2 separate regions of the Homo sapiens genome follow, and region 1 is linked to region 2. The links are chromatin loops, found by intact Hi-C in ENCODE. Cell type or tissue: endothelial cell of umbilical vein. All regions are shown on one strand.

Region 1 (8,000 bases), 310 kb after region 2:
ATATGGTCATTTCCTCACGGACCTCTGGAGAGGACATTTTCAAGTAGAAGGGAAGTAAAATATCTTCTGACAGATGAGGGCTTTCAGGATTGCTCAAGCACACCTGTGCAGTTGGCCTAATATTTCAGCCCTAACTTTAAAAATGATCCCTGGGAAGTATAGTCTTCAGCCCTAACTTGAAAGTCCCAAAGCCCATGCCCCATTCTGCCCTAGCACCATTTTGCCCCAGGAAGCATACACAAAAACAGGGCTGGAACTGGGAAATACCAGAATTTCTGTGCTCAGAACTGTGACTGTATATCAATGTAAGGCCATGGTGGACAAAGCCAAGGATGTAGTGGCCAAAGTCCTGGTATTTGAGTACCCAACCTGGAACAAACTTCTCTGAGCCTCTGTACCCTCATATATATATATATATATATATATTTTTTTTTTTTTTTTTTTTTTGAGACAGGGTCTTGCTGTGTCACCCAGGCTGGAGTGCAGTGGCATGATCTTAGCTCACTGCAACCTCTACCTCCCAAGTTCAAGCGATTCTCTTGCCTCAGCCTCCTTAGTAGCTGGGATTACAGTCGCCTGCCACCACGCCCGGCTAATTTTTGTATTTATAGAAGAGACAGGGTTGCGCCATGATGGTCAGGCTGGTCTCAAACTCCTGACCTCAATCAAGTGAGCCTCCTGCCTCAGCCTCCCAAAGTGCTGAGATTATAGGTGTGAGCCACCATGCCCGGCCTTCTATAAAGTATTCTTGAAATAGCTGCCTCACAGGCAGATGTGGAAAAGCACCTGTAGTTTACAACTAATTCAGTTATTATTTTTTCTTCCTCTGCTGTGCTGCTATTGTGTGTTAGACACACTCTAATTTAGTACTTATGCTTTCTGCTTATGTATCTCCCCCAGGCTAGTAGCCCCTGGAACACAAGGTAAGGCCCCATCAGATTCAGTTCTTCCCTCAACACCTACCCTACTGCTTGGCCCATGAGAGATGCTTCAAAAAAAAAAATGTGCAAAAGATTATGTCTTGGGGAAAAGCCAGGTCACAGGCACAATAAGTGTGAGGATTGTGCCATTTCCCCGACTCTCCCCAGCTCTGTGCTCATGCTCTTTCTTTAGCCTGGACCACTTGCTACTCCGTCCTGATCCACACCCCACCTTTACTTGCCCAACCCCAACTCTGGTTGTAGAGAATCTAGTCGTCCTTGAAGAATCTTCCTAAAGATCTGAATGCCAAATTAATTAATCAGTTGTGGAGTCAAAGCCTGCCTCTACCACTGCCTACTAGGACCTTGAGTAAATTTTTGTAATCCTGCTGATCTTAATTTTGCTGATCTGCAAATTGGGCAGAAAAATACCTATCTTTCAGTTTTGATATGAGATTTACATAAGCAAATGCATGTGGAATGCCAAACACATAGCAGATGCTGAATAAATGCCTTCAAATGGCCATTTCTAACGGCTCTGGGAAATTCTCCATTCTGCAACAATATGCAGTCTTCTCGAGACCTCCGCTACGTTCTCTTTTTTTCTCATCGTTTATTTAGCAAACATTAATAGAGCATGTTTTATTTGCCAGACACTTTGCTAGATGATAGAGATACAAAGATTAGAAGCCAGGCATGGGTGTCTCACGCCTATAACTCCAGCACCTTGGGAGGCTGAGGCAGGAGGATTGCTTAAGGTAAGGAGTTCAAAAAATAAAATAAAATAAAACATAAAAAAAAATTAGCCAGGCATGGTGGCATGCACCTGTACTCTCAGCTACTTGGGAGTCTTAGCTGGGAGATCACTTGAGGCCAGGAGTTTGACGCTACAGTGAATTATGACCGTGACACTGCCCTCCAGCCTGGGTGACAGAAAAAAAAAAAAAAAGATTAGAGAAGGCCTCTGACCTCACAGTCTAGTGGGGAACCAGCTTCTTCGGGGATTTTTCCCTGCCTCACCTCGCCCACCTCAGGCTGTGTAGAAACCCCCAGTCTAACCAGTTGTTTCCCTCCAACTCTGTACATACCACGGTGTGTTGCCTTTTTATTTCAAACATGTGCTGGCCTCTGTTCTAATCACAGCAACCTGTATCCATTAATCCATTTAATCCTCACAACAACCTTATCAGGTAAGTATTGTCATTATTTGCATTTTCCAAATAAGGAAACTGAGGCACAGACAGATTAAGTAACTGGCTTAATAAGGTCTTCTAGTTTATACGTAGAGGCAGCCAGGACTTGAAAACACACCTTCTGGCTCCAGCTAAATTAACATGCTCTGTTTACTTATCTGTCCCCACTGAAATTGGAGGTTGAACCCGTGGCATATTCAAACGAATAAGTATCGCCTGTGCCCACCCCAATATCTGACACTATAGGTCAACGATAACTCATTCGTCAAACAGGAAGGAGGAAGGAAGGAAGGAAGGAAGGAAGGAAGGAAGGCAGGCAGGCAGGCAGGCGGGCAGGCAGAGGTAAAACGATTCCACAATGGTGTGGTTGCTCACATTTACTAAGCATCAACACTGACCTGCCTGTAAGATGCGCTAACAGAGCTCACGAATAAATGAAGGCTGGGTGTGGTAGCTCACGCCTATAATCCCAGCACTTGAGAGGCCAAGGTGGGAGGACGGCTTGAGCCCCAGAGTTCAGGACCAGCCGGGGCAATATACTGAGACCCTGTCTCTACTAAAATTAAAATTAAAAATTAGCCAGGCACAGTGGCGCGCGCATGTAGTCCCAGCTACTTGGGAGGCTGAGGTGGAGGATCGCTTGAGCCCGGGAATTCAAGGCTGCAGTGAGCCCTGACCACGCCACTGCACTCCAGCCTGGGCGACCAAAAAAAAAATTAAAATAAAAAAAAGGAATAAATGAACATCTCTGCGGCTCAGAACTTTCAGTTATCACCTCAGAACTTTCAGTTATCACCGTCGAGAATTCCAGGCGACCGCTGGGTTTTCCCGGTTGCCTCTTTTCTCTCACCCCTGTTCCCTTCCTCTGGAATTCGGCTCCACCTCTTCCTTTTCCTTTGCCAGCCTCTCCGTGGATTCCGCGGTCCGGGTTTCCCGGGCGGCAGCCGCCGGGAGAGGATCGGTGCGTGGGAGCGCTCCGGCAGCGGCGGGCATGCGCAGAGGGGGGCGGTGTACTGCGCATGCGGGAAGATGGCGGGCCGGGCGACTTGAGATCCGCGGGTCTCCCTCCTCTTTTTCCGTCTGCGTCGGGAGCTCCCGGGCACGTGAGGCCGTGCCGCGTTTACTGGCGGGCGGGACGGCCTAGCCGGGCGGCGCCTCGGAGGAAGCCGCGGACCCCTTAGGTGCTGGGCCCTTGGAAATCGGCGCGTGGGGGGCGGTGCTCGAGCTGAGCGCGAGAGGGCGGGAGAGCTCGTGGGGTGCGAGGGGAGCAGGACGCCCGGCCGGGCAGCATGAGTCAGCAGCGGCCGGCGAGGAAGTTACCCAGTCTCCTCCTGGACCCGACGGAGGAGACGGTTCGCCGTCGGTGCCGAGACCCCATCAACGTGGAGGGCCTGCTGGTAAGCTCCGGGACGGGACGGGGACGGGCGGTGGTCTCCCAAATCCGGCCCCCTCCTCCCCGCGCCGCCGCCAACCCCGCTGGCCGTCGTCTGGGTCGTCTGCTCCCCCTGGGCCAGGCGCTGCCCATCACGTGCTGCGAACTGCGCTCTCCCGCCTTCTGCTTTCAGCATCTGCTCACAGACGTGGTATCAGTCTTCTAGGCTTTTACATCGGAACTTCAGAGCACTGTTGGAGAAAATTGCTCAACTTTGCATTAGAGAGTCCATGTTTATCTCCTTCTATGGACTCTAGCTGTATCTCTGCAACCTATCATTTGTTTTTCTGCCTCCTCTCCCATCCTTCTGCTCTACTGCAGCCGTTTAAAACCTTGTCCACGCTTTATATTTCCCACGCCACAGCTCCCATTCATCAAATTATCTCCCCACCTGTTTGACAGAGAAAATGGTTAGGAAATTTGGCTCCCTTTCCTGCAAAGGCTGATTTCTTCTCTTGTTCAGGACCAGATGCTGTATTCCCCGCGGTTATCAGGGCCCTCAACAAATGCATTTTCTTTTTCTTTTCTTTCTTTTTTTTCTTTTTTTTTTTTTTTTTTGAGATTGAGTTTTACTTTTGTTCCCCAGGCTGGAGTGCAATGGCGCAATCTCAGCTCACTGCAACCCCCACCTCCCAGGTTCAAGAGATTCTCCTGCTTCAGCCTCCCATGTAGCTGGGATCACAGGCATGCGCCACCACACCCAGCTAATTTTGTATTTTTAGTAGAGACGGGATTTCGCCGTGTTGGCCAGGCTGGTCTCGAACTCCTGACGACCTCAGGTGATCCACCGAGCCCGACCTCTCCCCGTATTTTCAATTTCTCTGCTGCTTTCTTTCTATAACTAGTAGTAATTAAACATTTTCCCAAGTCATTATGCCTGGTTCCCCTACCAAATAGTTTGTGATTATTGCCTCATTTAATTTCTCATTTCTCACAGCAGTGTTTTATAATACTAAAAGATTATTATTCTTGTTTCACGGTTGCCAAAACAGACTTGGAGATGCATGTAACGCCGGCTTGCCTGTGGCTGGATAATAAGTGTAGAAACTTGGGTTGAAGCTCCAAATGTCTAACTCCAGATGATAAATTCTTGACTACTAAAACCGCATTCTAAATCCATCCCCATCTTAAAAGATCTCTCCCTTGATTCCATATCCCCTCCCATCTACTGTCTCTCTTCCTCTTCACAGCTAAACTTTTTTTTTTTTTTTTTTTTTTTGGTGACGAAGTCTTGCTCTGTCACCCAGGCTGGAGTGCAGTGGCCTGATCTCGGTTCACTGCAAGCTCCGCCTCCCGAGTTCACGCCATTTTCCTGCCTCAGCCTCCTGAGTAGCTGGGACTACAGGCACCCGCCACCACGCACGGCTAATTTTTTTTTGTATTTTTAGTAGAGATGGGGTTTCACCGTGTAAGCCAGGATGGTCTCAATCTCCTGACCTCGTGATCCACCCGCCTCAGCCTCCCAAAGTGCTTTCACAGCTAAACTTCTTGAAAAGGTTATTTACACTCACTGTTTCCACTTGATGGCCTCTTATTACCAGCCAACCCACTGCTGGGGACCCCTATCCTAAGCACACTTGTAAGACCATTCTAACCAAGGTCACCGACAAGCTCGTCAATTCCAGCAGCTGTTGTAGTTTTGACTACAACACTCGTGTTAGAAACCCTCCCTTGAGCTTCCTTGACGTTTGATGCTCCATCTGCTTCTCTGGCTTCTCCTTGTCCTCATCCTCTTCCCATTCCTTCATGTTGATTTGTTTTTCTGTTTTTGTTTTTGTCCCCCCCCCCGGTGCAGGATCTCACTCTGTCACCCTGGCTGGAGTGCAGTGGCACATCATGGCTCACTGCAGCCTTACCTCCCAGGCTCAAGTGATCCTTCTGCCTCCAACTCCCAAGTAGCTGAGACCACAGGCACATGCCACCACACCTGGCTAATTATTTTTATTTTTAGAGATGGGAGTCTTCCTATGGGGCCCAGGCTGGTCTTGAACTCCTGGGCTCAAGCAGTCCTCTCACCTCAGCTCCCCAAAGTGCTGGGATTACAGGCGTGAGCCTCTGCAGCTGGCCACATGTTGGTATTATTCAGGGTTCTCTTCTACCGTCTCTACACATTCTTCTTAGGGGAGTTCATTCACTCCTCCCATGACTTCTGTTACCATCTACATTTGATCATTGAACGACTCAGGGATTGGGGCACCAAATCCCATGAAATTCAAAATCTGAATATAACTTTGATTCCCCCAAAACTTTACTGTTTGCTGGAAGCCTTACTGATACCGTAAACAGTTAATTGACACATATTTTGTATTTATATGTATTAGTTACTGTTTTCTTATAGTAAAGTAGCTAAAGAAAAGAAAATGTTATTAAGAAAATCATAAATAAGAGAAAATCCTACTCCTTCGGGGGAATTAGGTCATCGTAAAGGTCTTCATCCTTGTCTTCACACTAAGTGGGCTGATGAACAAGAGTAAGAGGAGGAGCTGGTTTTGCTCTCTAAGGGGTGGCAGCGGGTAAAGAAAATTGGTCTCTAAGTGGACCCACACAATTCAAACCTGTGTTGTTTGAGGGTCAGCTGTATATTGGTACCATCTGTATTGGTGGTCTTAATATTTGAGAACGTGATAAAAACTCTAAGCTCACTGTGGAAAAACCACTTAGTTTGCATGTAGTATCAGCAGATACATCCCTTGAAATCTTAGACATACAGTTCTGGTATTTTCAGTTACCATGTCATAATTCCCAAATCTATAAATCTCCTTCAGGGTTTTCCAGCTGTCTACTAGACCTTCCTACTTAGGTTTCAAACTCCTATTAGTCCCCTCTCATCTGAGGTTTCACTTTTCTTTATTTCAGTTAACCTGTGGTCCCCCAAACTATTAAAATGAAAATTCCAGAAATAATTCATTAGTTTTAAACTGCTTGCCATTCTCAGTAGTGTCATGAAATCTTGAGCTGTCCAGTACCACCCAGCACCTGAATCTTCCTTTGTCCAGAGTTCCCATGCTGTCACTGCGCCCTGCCCTTAGTCGCTTAGTAGCTGTTTCTTGATTCTCAGACCAACTGTCACGGTGCTTGTGTTAAGTAGCCCTTATTTTCTCAGTAATGGCCCCAAAGCACAAAAGTAGTGCTTCCAGTATGCTTCCAGTAGTGCTTCCAGTATGCTGAAGAGAATTGATGAAGTGCTTCCTTTAAGTGAAAAGATCTAAGTTCTTGACTTAGTAAGGAAAGAAAAAAAATCTTATTCTGAGGTCGCTAAGATCTACAGTATAAGATATTTTGAGAGAGAGACCACATTCACATAACTTTCATTGTAGTTTATTGCTATAATTGTTGTATTTTATTATTAGCTGTTAATCTCTTACTATGCCCGATCTATAAATTAAATGTTATCACATGTATGTATGTATACGAAAAAATAGTATATATAGAGATTGGTACTGTTTGCGGTTTTAGGCATCCACTGGGGGTCTTGGAATGTAGCTCCCAGGGATAAGGGTGGACTACTCTATATCCAGAATTGAATTTATTACTCTATTGGTCAGGGCTCTCCAGAGAGACAGACCAATACTAACACAGATTTTGGTACCAGGAATGGTTCTGGGAAACAGAATATTAAAGATGAGTTTCCTTAATTGGGGTTTTTGGAATTGATTCTTTAATCTGATTAGAATCTAAAAATGCCAAGAGCTCTACTTCTAATAGTAGAGAGAGCACTGGAAGTCCATGACACAAACTGTTTATAGATATGCAAAATAAATGCCTTTTTATTCTAATTCACTGCTTATAAGAGGCAAAGAATTTAGTGACGCTATATGTGATATTTTCAAATATTTTTGGGAAAACAAGGATTATAATGACATTGGTTGGTTGCTCCTATTGTCTTTGGACAAAGTGATGAAAGAAAAGGATGAGCTCAGGGATTCAGTTTCATGGCTGGAGTTCCACATAAATGACCTAAAAGTTTCTAAGTGTGCCCTGGGTTAGAATCTTCTATCCTGTAGCCATGGGGCTGAAATTGCTGAAAATCAAACACAAGCCTTCATCATGTAACTGGCCAAATTACAATGGAAGTTGAACTCTTGGCCAGTCATGGTGGCTCATGCCTGTAATCCCAGCACTTCGGGAGGCTGAGGCGGGTGGATCACCTGAGGTCCGGATTTCGAGACCAGCCTGGCTAATGTGGTGAAACCCCGTTTCTACTAAAAATACAAAAAATTAGCCAGGCTTGGTGACGTGCGCCTGTAATCCCAGCTACTCGGGAGGCTGAGGCAGAAGAATCACTTGAACCCAGGAGGTGGAGGTTGCAGTGAGCCGAGATTGTGCCACTGCACTCCAGCTTGGGCAACAAGAGTGAAACTCCATCACAAAAATAAATAAATAAATAAAATAGAAAGTTGAACTCTCTTAGCCTCACAGAGCATCTACTGTTAAAGTGAGGGTATTGGTTGGGAA
Region 2 (8,000 bases):
CCTCTTTTCCTGGAAGGAGAATCCGTCTTGTTTGCTGTCTGGACTACACTGGCAGAGGGGGGTTTGAGCTCCTCGATCATGGGCAAGAGTGGCGCTGCTGCTCCTAAGGTCTCCAGGTCTTCTTCATTCACAAACTGCATTTCTGTCTGAGGCTTGTTCTGGTCCAAAAGTGCCCCACCGACCAGAGTTGGCGATTGGTCACTAAAAGTGTCTGAAGATTCGCTGTGAATGGCCTGAAAGTGACTTTTATCACAAATTTTTCTACTGCTCAATGGGCTGGACTCTTTCATCTTGTGTGGAGAAGAAGACTAGAGCAAAGAGGAGAGAGGGACAGAGAGAGAGACAAGGTCAGCACAAAGGCAACCAGAAAAACTGAGTGACCCAAGGAGAACAAGTAATCAAAAGTAGGCAGGGACTTTTAAGCCTCAACAATCACCTGGTGATTTCTATACCTGCCAAAAAGTCCAGAAACCAAGAATATTAGGTCCAAAGCAAATGAACTTTCCTGTGAAACATCAACTGCCAAAGAGAAGTGAGATTAGCAATGCCAACAGGCAGGAGCACCCTAAATGCTGTTAGATTACAAGTCTTTTCACACACACTGGGATTCTCAGTGGCCATGAGAATAAATGAATTACAGCTACACCAACAACATGAATGAATCTTGCAAAACTAATCTCTGTTGCTAAGATCAAGTTTCCCCTTGCAGGGAGCAGAGGGGTCAGTCTGAGCAGTGACCGCAAAGAGTGGGGGTTTCCATGCTGCTGGTCATGCTCTGCTTCTCGGTCTGGGTGCACGCTGCACAGATCTGTTCCTGCTGTGAAAATGTATTGAGCTATACATTTACAATGTGTGTATTTCTCTGTATGTATATTTCAATAAAGTTTATTCCCAAAACATGAGTGAATAAGTAAAGATTTGGTGACAGTTGGTTCACATGAGTGAGAAATTAGCATTTCTGATTCTACCGCCAGAGGGATTTCCAGTTACAGAAAAGATTTATTCAAACAAAAACCAAAATGCAATTCATGGGCTAAAAAGAGGGGAGAAAGTATTCACTTCTCTATCTGATCAAACAGCTTCAATTGCAAATAAAAACAATGCTACAGAAAATCTGTGGTTACAACTATTTTGCCAGAAGAAGTGATGGATTTGCACTTCCATGCTGTTTCTCCAGCAACTAACGACATAAACTTGCAAAGAGAGTTGGCTGGGTCAGCACCATAGCTGTGGACAGGTAAATCAGCATTTTCTATGAAATCTAAATATAACCTAGAGAGGAAATGGATCCACAACTTTGGCCTCAACAGACTACTCTCCAAAAAGCTGCCCATCTTGACTCTTTATAAGGGATGTTTTCAATAGTCATTCACTCACTCACTCACTCATTCATTCATATTACAAACATTTATTGGGGATGCAAGAGGCTATAGCATCTTCTAAGGACCTTACAATATTTTTTAAAGCTTGTGATATAATAACATAATTCAAGATGCTTATAATACATTAGCATACCAAATAAAATTTCTTGAAAGAAAAGATTGTGTTCATTTCATGTTTTTAGAAACATATTTGCTGAACCAGTTATGTACCTACATGTAAACCCACTGCATATCCAAGATAGGGAAACTGGGGCTCAGCGTGCATGTACCACAGCCAAGGAGAAAGAATGCAAATATTCAGAGGGCCTACAGGTGCCAGATACTTCACATACCTACATTAGCCCTTCTAACCTCACAACAATTCTGTCATTTTCTCACAGTTTTACAGATGAAGACACTGAGGTTCAGGGAAGTCTACTCATTTGCCCAAGGTCACCTTTTTAGCAAGCGGTGCAGTGAGGACTCAAACCCAGAATAACCTGCTGCCTCCCAGGCCCTCATTCTCTCCGCTACCCTCAGCTGCTTCTCTATTTATTTTGGAGATCTCCATAGGGTCAAATTCAGGGTCCCACCAACAATGAGGGCCCAGAAATACTTACTACTTGATGAATCAAAACCTTAAGGTTTTCTGACTTTGTTTATCTATTAGGCTGAAATCTTTCATTTCTGTTCTATTAGCCTTTCCCTCTCCCAGGGCTCTCCCAGATGTCTCTCTGTGTGAGGGACACAAGAACATGTGGATTCCAGCTCTTACAACTCAGCTTCTTTTTCAATGGGCCAAGAGTCCACAACTCTCTCCCTGTGGCTTTGCTCCACTCATCAATGACCTAGCAGACTCAAGAGCTGGAAGCTATTTTTGTTTACAGTTTCAAGACAGCAAGATTGTGTGTAAGTTGTATTTCTTTAATTTAATTTGCATTTAGCTGTGATAGAAAATGTAGATCCTGGCTGGGCACGGCAGCTCACGCTTATAATCCCAGCACTTTGGGAGGCAGAGGCAGGCGGGTCACTTGAGGTCAGCAGTTCAAGACCAGCCTGGCCAACACGGTGAAACCCCGTCTCTACTAAAAATACAAAAATTAGTGGGGCGTGGTGGCATGCGCCTGTAATCCCAGCTACTCGGGAGGCTGAAGCAGGAGAATCGCTTGAACCTGGGAGGCAGAGGTTGCAGTGAGCCAAGATAGAGCCATTGCCCTCCAGCCCGGGTGACAGAGTGAGACTCTGTCTCAAGAAAAAAAAAAAAAAGTAAATCCTAAGAGGAATCCCATAGGTTTAAAATCTACAAAAGCAATGAGACCTCTCTATAATGTTGGTAACGTGGAAGAAAGTAATTCCAACATTCAAGGCTAACCCTTAATATATTTTGGTTTACCTCTGGCTCCTGGTAGCTGTGTTTCTTGGCTATGCTATGATACTAATTCCATGTAATTTAAGCTGAGTTAGAAATCTTCGGTCCGTGGCAGAATTGAAGAGACTCTCACCTTAGCAGCCTGCGGCAGCTCTCCCCACAGCCAAAGCATTTCTGGGTTCTTCTGCCCTGTCCTTTCCGTGGACTTGCTGACCAATTCTGAATCACTTTTAGGTGTTGAAGGTCGGGAACCGGAAGGACTTAAGGAAAACACAAAGCGAAAATTAAGGTGGGAAAAGAAACTTTTGTAAATGTTTTGGGCCCAGCTCCATGGCTCAAATAGCCCAGAAAATGCACCCCCAGCTGTCGTTCGCTCTGAGCGGAGCCTCATGACAAATCCCTCCTCCGGCCACCAGGGGGCAGGGAAGCGCCTCCCATGGAAGGCGCTCCACGTGGGTCGCCCGCCCCACCCTGCCGCCTGGTGCACCGCGGGGGAGAGGAGAAAAAGAAGTGGCCCAGAATACAAAAGAAAGAGATGGAAAGAGAAAGGGAAAAATAGTCTGTTCTTACCTCAAAAAGACCACCCTTCCCCACCCCACTCTGCACTCGCATCTCCTGCAATCTGTTTCCAAATCAAGTTCCTCTGCTGTCAGAGGGCTGCAAAAGGGTCTTGGTTGGCTCGGGCAGGCACTCATTAGAGTCCATATTTTAAATATTTATCATCTGCACTGGCCTGGGAAACAGGGAAATTATATGATGTGCCAATTTTACCAAAGATGCTGGATGCCACAAATAAACTCGATAACGTTGGGCAGGAGCCTACAAGTTGAAATTTTCTAAGATCTTATGTCTTCCAGGAATACTTCACAAGGGACTCACCAACTGGTTAAGGCTCGCTCAGTAACCACCTCCATGTTTCCTGAATTTTTACTCTGAAGACCCAAACAAGGTCTTACTTCTGCCCAGCCAAAGTAACCATCCAAAAGTCATTAACTTATCCACAAGATCCTCACCATATTCTAAACAACTTAGAGAAATATTATTTACAGCAGCAATTCTTGTAATTATTTATTGCCGCATAATAACATGGTTAATTATTGCTTATTTTCCCACATCATTTCCTCTAGAGGAAGGCGGCAGGGTTTTTCAGACAAAGCAGGAAATAAAGCTTTCAGTTTCCCTTGCCGTCTTCTTTCCCAGACCTTATCTATTCTTCGGAAACTGATGCTTCTGGTCTCATTTACCTAGAGTTCAACTCCAATTGAATATAACTTTCCTGTCAATACAAGGTGAGTTCATGATGATACATAACTTGTATCCAACAAACAGGGACCTTGTGGGCTAAACTGATCCTGAATCTCTTTGATCAAGCTGCATAGAGCAGCCAGACCAAGTGCCATCTCTCTCATCTCACACCAAGGGGCAGAGGGTGGTCCCTGCTCCCTTGGTGCCCATGACTCCCAGCCCTTCTAATGACGTGCTGCCACGGGGCAGCCTGCACGCTCTCTTTCGCCTGCCTGGGGAGAGGAGGCTCCTGACATCACATTAGGAGAGCTTCTGCAATGGGACACCCTGCTCCCAACAGACACACATTTCTGCCCTTTAGGGAGCAGTCCTATAAGAAGGCACGTGGGCCCCCCCACGTCCATGTGGGAAAGGCTCCTGGCCTTTCAACCTCCTTGCTCTTCCAGTTCCACAACTGGACTTCTCCAAAGAGACAACGCTTTGGTGGCACTGAAGCGTCTACAGTCACGTGTTCGGTATCACTGCAATGGGAAAAGCGCAGGCTGTGGCCTCCAGCGAGGGGCCTCAGTACCTACAAGTGTGACCGCAATCCACTCTTTCTCCAGCATCATCATGGAATAAGTCCATCAAAACCAACTTCTCACCCTCAACGGTGCTGTTCCCAAACCTCAAAGTATCTAAAAAGCTCTTGCCATTCTGTTTCACCAGACAAAATAGAACATATTTGGCTATAAGTTCTTTGCAGCAATAAATTATCTCACTGTCACTAAATGAAATAAAGTCCTTTAGACAAAGCTTGCTCCGAACAGGGGTCGGCAAACATTTTCTGTAAAGAGCCCAGTGGCAGATATCTCGGGCTTTACGGGTTTTACGACGTCTGTCGCAACCACTCGCTGCTGTGGTGGTGTGAAAGCAGCCACAGCCAGTATGTAAACCAACTGCCTATGCCCGGGAAAGTCTGACAGAGGCAGATGGTGGACCAGATTTGACCCATGGGCCGTGCTTTACCAACCTCTGCTCTAGAAGAACGAAATGCGGAACACGGTTCTCCTGCAGCAATTCCCAACTCCAGAGTTCCTAACATTCTGGTCCCTTCATAAAAGCCACGAGCCACAAAACCCATAGAGGCACTCAGGCGTGCAACTCACGCATAAGGAGCCCAGCCCTACGAGAAAGTCTGCTGCAAGTCCCTCCCCAACAGCAAACAGGCCACCACCATAAATGCTGCCCGTTCAGGCCACAGCAACCCTTCTCCAAAGGTCTCGTGCACAAACACAGATGCGCTTTCTGCCGACCGTCACTGAGGGAATTCAGACAGACCAAAAAGGACGCAGGAATGGGGCCCACTGCCAAGTGGGATTTACCAGAAAGATGACTCCAAAGTGCTCCGTCATGAAATATTATTATTTTAAGATCAAGGGTTGTTCAAAAAAGTAAGCTTACAAGGTCAATGACTGATGTTCATAAACAAGGTATTTATTAGCCTTATCAAAGTTTTCAGTATTTTTGCCAGTCCCAATAAGGCTAGTTAGTTTTAACTATTAACAACTTTGTTTTCCTCATTTTAAACGGACTTTTCTTCTGCAAATGTAGCCTCTGAATGAAGTACATCCTGAGGTCTGGATCTTTAATCAAAAAGACAAAAGGTTTTCCACGTACAAATTAATCGTAGCTTCATTTGCTAAGGCTTACAAAGTAAACCATGTAAGTCCACAAAGTAGGTAGGTCAAAACTGAGGGAATGAAGGCAGAAATCTGAGATGACTACATCGAGTGAACACACCAACCTTTGATCCTCAGCCTGAGACCCAGCCCAGGCCATTCTCCAAGATTCTGTTCTAGAAATGCTGTGGAAAGTGTCTGACTCCATTATTCAGACAGCCCAATAAACTACTTAAATGTTTATAATAAATTAAAGTGGTATTCCAAAAATATCTTGTAAACTTATTTGTCAAACAACCCGAGACAGAAAACAGAAGATCATATTCCCAAGCTATATTTCATTATTCTCATTTTCAAAGCACTTCACAGAATTAGGTAAAATTATATGCTTAACCATAATTTCCAGAGAGTCAAATTTAGGAATTAAAAAAAAAAAAAAATCTGATCATCTACAAATGCTTATAACGAAAGGAAAAGAGTAATCTATATACATATTTTTCATAAGTAATTTGGTTAGTGAAATCGATTTGTAAAAGTTAAATCAAAATTTTCACTTCATATAATCTACAGGTATTTTCTTCATAAGTAATTTGGTTAATGGTAAAATAGACTTATAGTAAGAGTTAGATCAAATTTTTCATTATTGAATATATCCCAATGGGGAAAATAACTCCTCTACCTTTCCGAAGGATGGAACAGGGAAGACTGTGGAGGGCAAGAACTAGACAGACCTCCCTCGGCCGCAACTGCAAGATGAGGGGCAGTCCTTTTGCAATCTACCAGGCTACTGGATACCACCACGTGATACACATTAAAAGAAAGACAAAATCAGAGGTCAATTACATCAAGTGAGATTATATAAAGTATATGTAATATACTTTATATAAAGATTATATATAAGATTATATAAAGTATATATAATATACTTTAAAGACTATATATAAGATTATATAAAGTATATATAATATACTTTATATAAAGATTATATATAAGATTATATATAATTACAAAGTATATATACTTTATATAAAGATTATATATATTACGTAAAGTATTTGACTACTCTCAACAACGACATTTTTAAGAAAATAAAGAAACTCAGACATCTGATAATGGCAGAGCACCGGATATTGAAATTGCTAAGAAATCAGCATGAATTTTCTGAGACACAAAAGCAGGAAACTGCCAAATGACCTATTTCACTTTCTGTTTCACCCATGTGTAGAACTGATCATCTCTGGTCACACTTTCGTGCTTAATCAAACTACATAATCCAAAAATGTGCTCGTGTGTGCTGTCAATTGTCTCTTTACAGAAAATACCTAATTCCAAATGTGGAAATGTAGCTATTTATCCTAATTTGTCATTCCATTTGGTGATAGTCAGAGCTACATAACCTGACTCAGTCATTATGCTGCATTCATGAGGCAAAACATTACAGATGTTTTGAGCATTAAACACGCTCAGAGTTGTGTTTAAAGTGTTTCTTTTAAATCCTTAAAATTAACATACAGTGCTTGAACAGATTTTTTCATCTATTATTGGGTTCTAAATATTCTACATTATTTTCCTCCTAAACCACTATTTTTCCCTCCACTATTTTATCTCCACAGACCTAGAGAAAGAATGAGAATCTAGAAAGGTCTTATATCTGCACTGTCCAATATAATAAACCACCAGCTACAGGTGGCTCCTGAGCACTTGAAACGTGGCTTGTCCAAATTGGGATGTTCTGCGCATGTGAAATACATAATGGAGTTTATAAAGACTTGGTATGTAAACAGAAATGTGATGTATCTCATTAATAATTCTTTAAAATTGATTGCTTGTTGAAATGATATTTTGGAAATACTGTGGTCAAATGAAATATAGCTTTAAAATTAATTTCATCTTTTTTTTTTTTTTTTACTTTTTAAAAATAGGGCTACTGGAAATCTTAAAATTACATATGGAGCTAGTTATTACGTTTCTATTGAACAGGGCTAGGCTCTGACGCAGGAAGACCTCCATGCAGGGACTTTGTCACAGGCCTCAGCCTCAGCCTGCTGGACTAACCCGCGACATCAGTATTGGCTGGAAACCAGGCATGGGACATATCTATTTTCTCTCCAACCTCCATGTCAGCACACACTGGGGACTGCTGCTTGCTAATTCACAAGGTTACCCTGATCAAACTGGAACCAGGGGTGGCGTTTTGATAAGACCGGCTTCAGGTAGGAACCCAGAGTTTCTAAGGGCTGGCACCATGAACCAGAAGCGAATCTAAAGCATGAGGTATACGAATAACCCAAGGATGTCACTGGCATTTAGATCAGCGTTTCTCAGTCTCTTTTTCATTATCAACATGCCCCTGAGCATTCTGAG

The links. Hi-C counts contacts between places; a loop is a spot of excess contacts. Peaks named below come from ENCODE experiments on the same cell type or tissue, not always from the same donor. Only the 100,000 strongest peaks of a DNase experiment are listed, where the experiment ranks them.
Region 1: a loop joins it to region 2, with 7 times the contacts of the local background. A loop is called at or near these places in 52 of 110 quality-filtered maps.

What each region holds. Positions count from the first base shown.
Region 1 is chr2:11,461,282-11,469,281 of GRCh38, reverse strand. E2F6 (E2F transcription factor 6) reads left to right here and starts at 3,121. Exons shown (of 7, transcript NM_198256.4): 1 at 3,121-3,510. The coding sequence starts at 3,403. RefSeq lists enhancers at 2,306-2,385, 2,813-3,369, 3,370-3,927. In endothelial cell of umbilical vein, no CTCF peak of the experiment used is centred here; DNase peaks (open chromatin) are centred at 3,091 and 3,621; H3K4me3 peaks cover 1,828 bases; H3K27ac peaks cover 956 bases.
Region 2 is chr2:11,774,509-11,782,508 of GRCh38, reverse strand. LPIN1 (lipin 1) reads right to left here. Exons shown (of 21, transcript NM_001349206.2): 6 at 6,316-6,423; 7 at 2,864-2,990; 8 at 2-308. Among named protein-coding and RNA genes, the nearest start is that of MIR548S, 11 kb to the right of the region's middle. RefSeq lists an enhancer at 2,382-3,581. In endothelial cell of umbilical vein, a CTCF peak has its summit at 3,111 (motif pointing right); DNase peaks (open chromatin) are centred at 3,168 and 6,908; H3K27ac peaks cover 1,697 bases.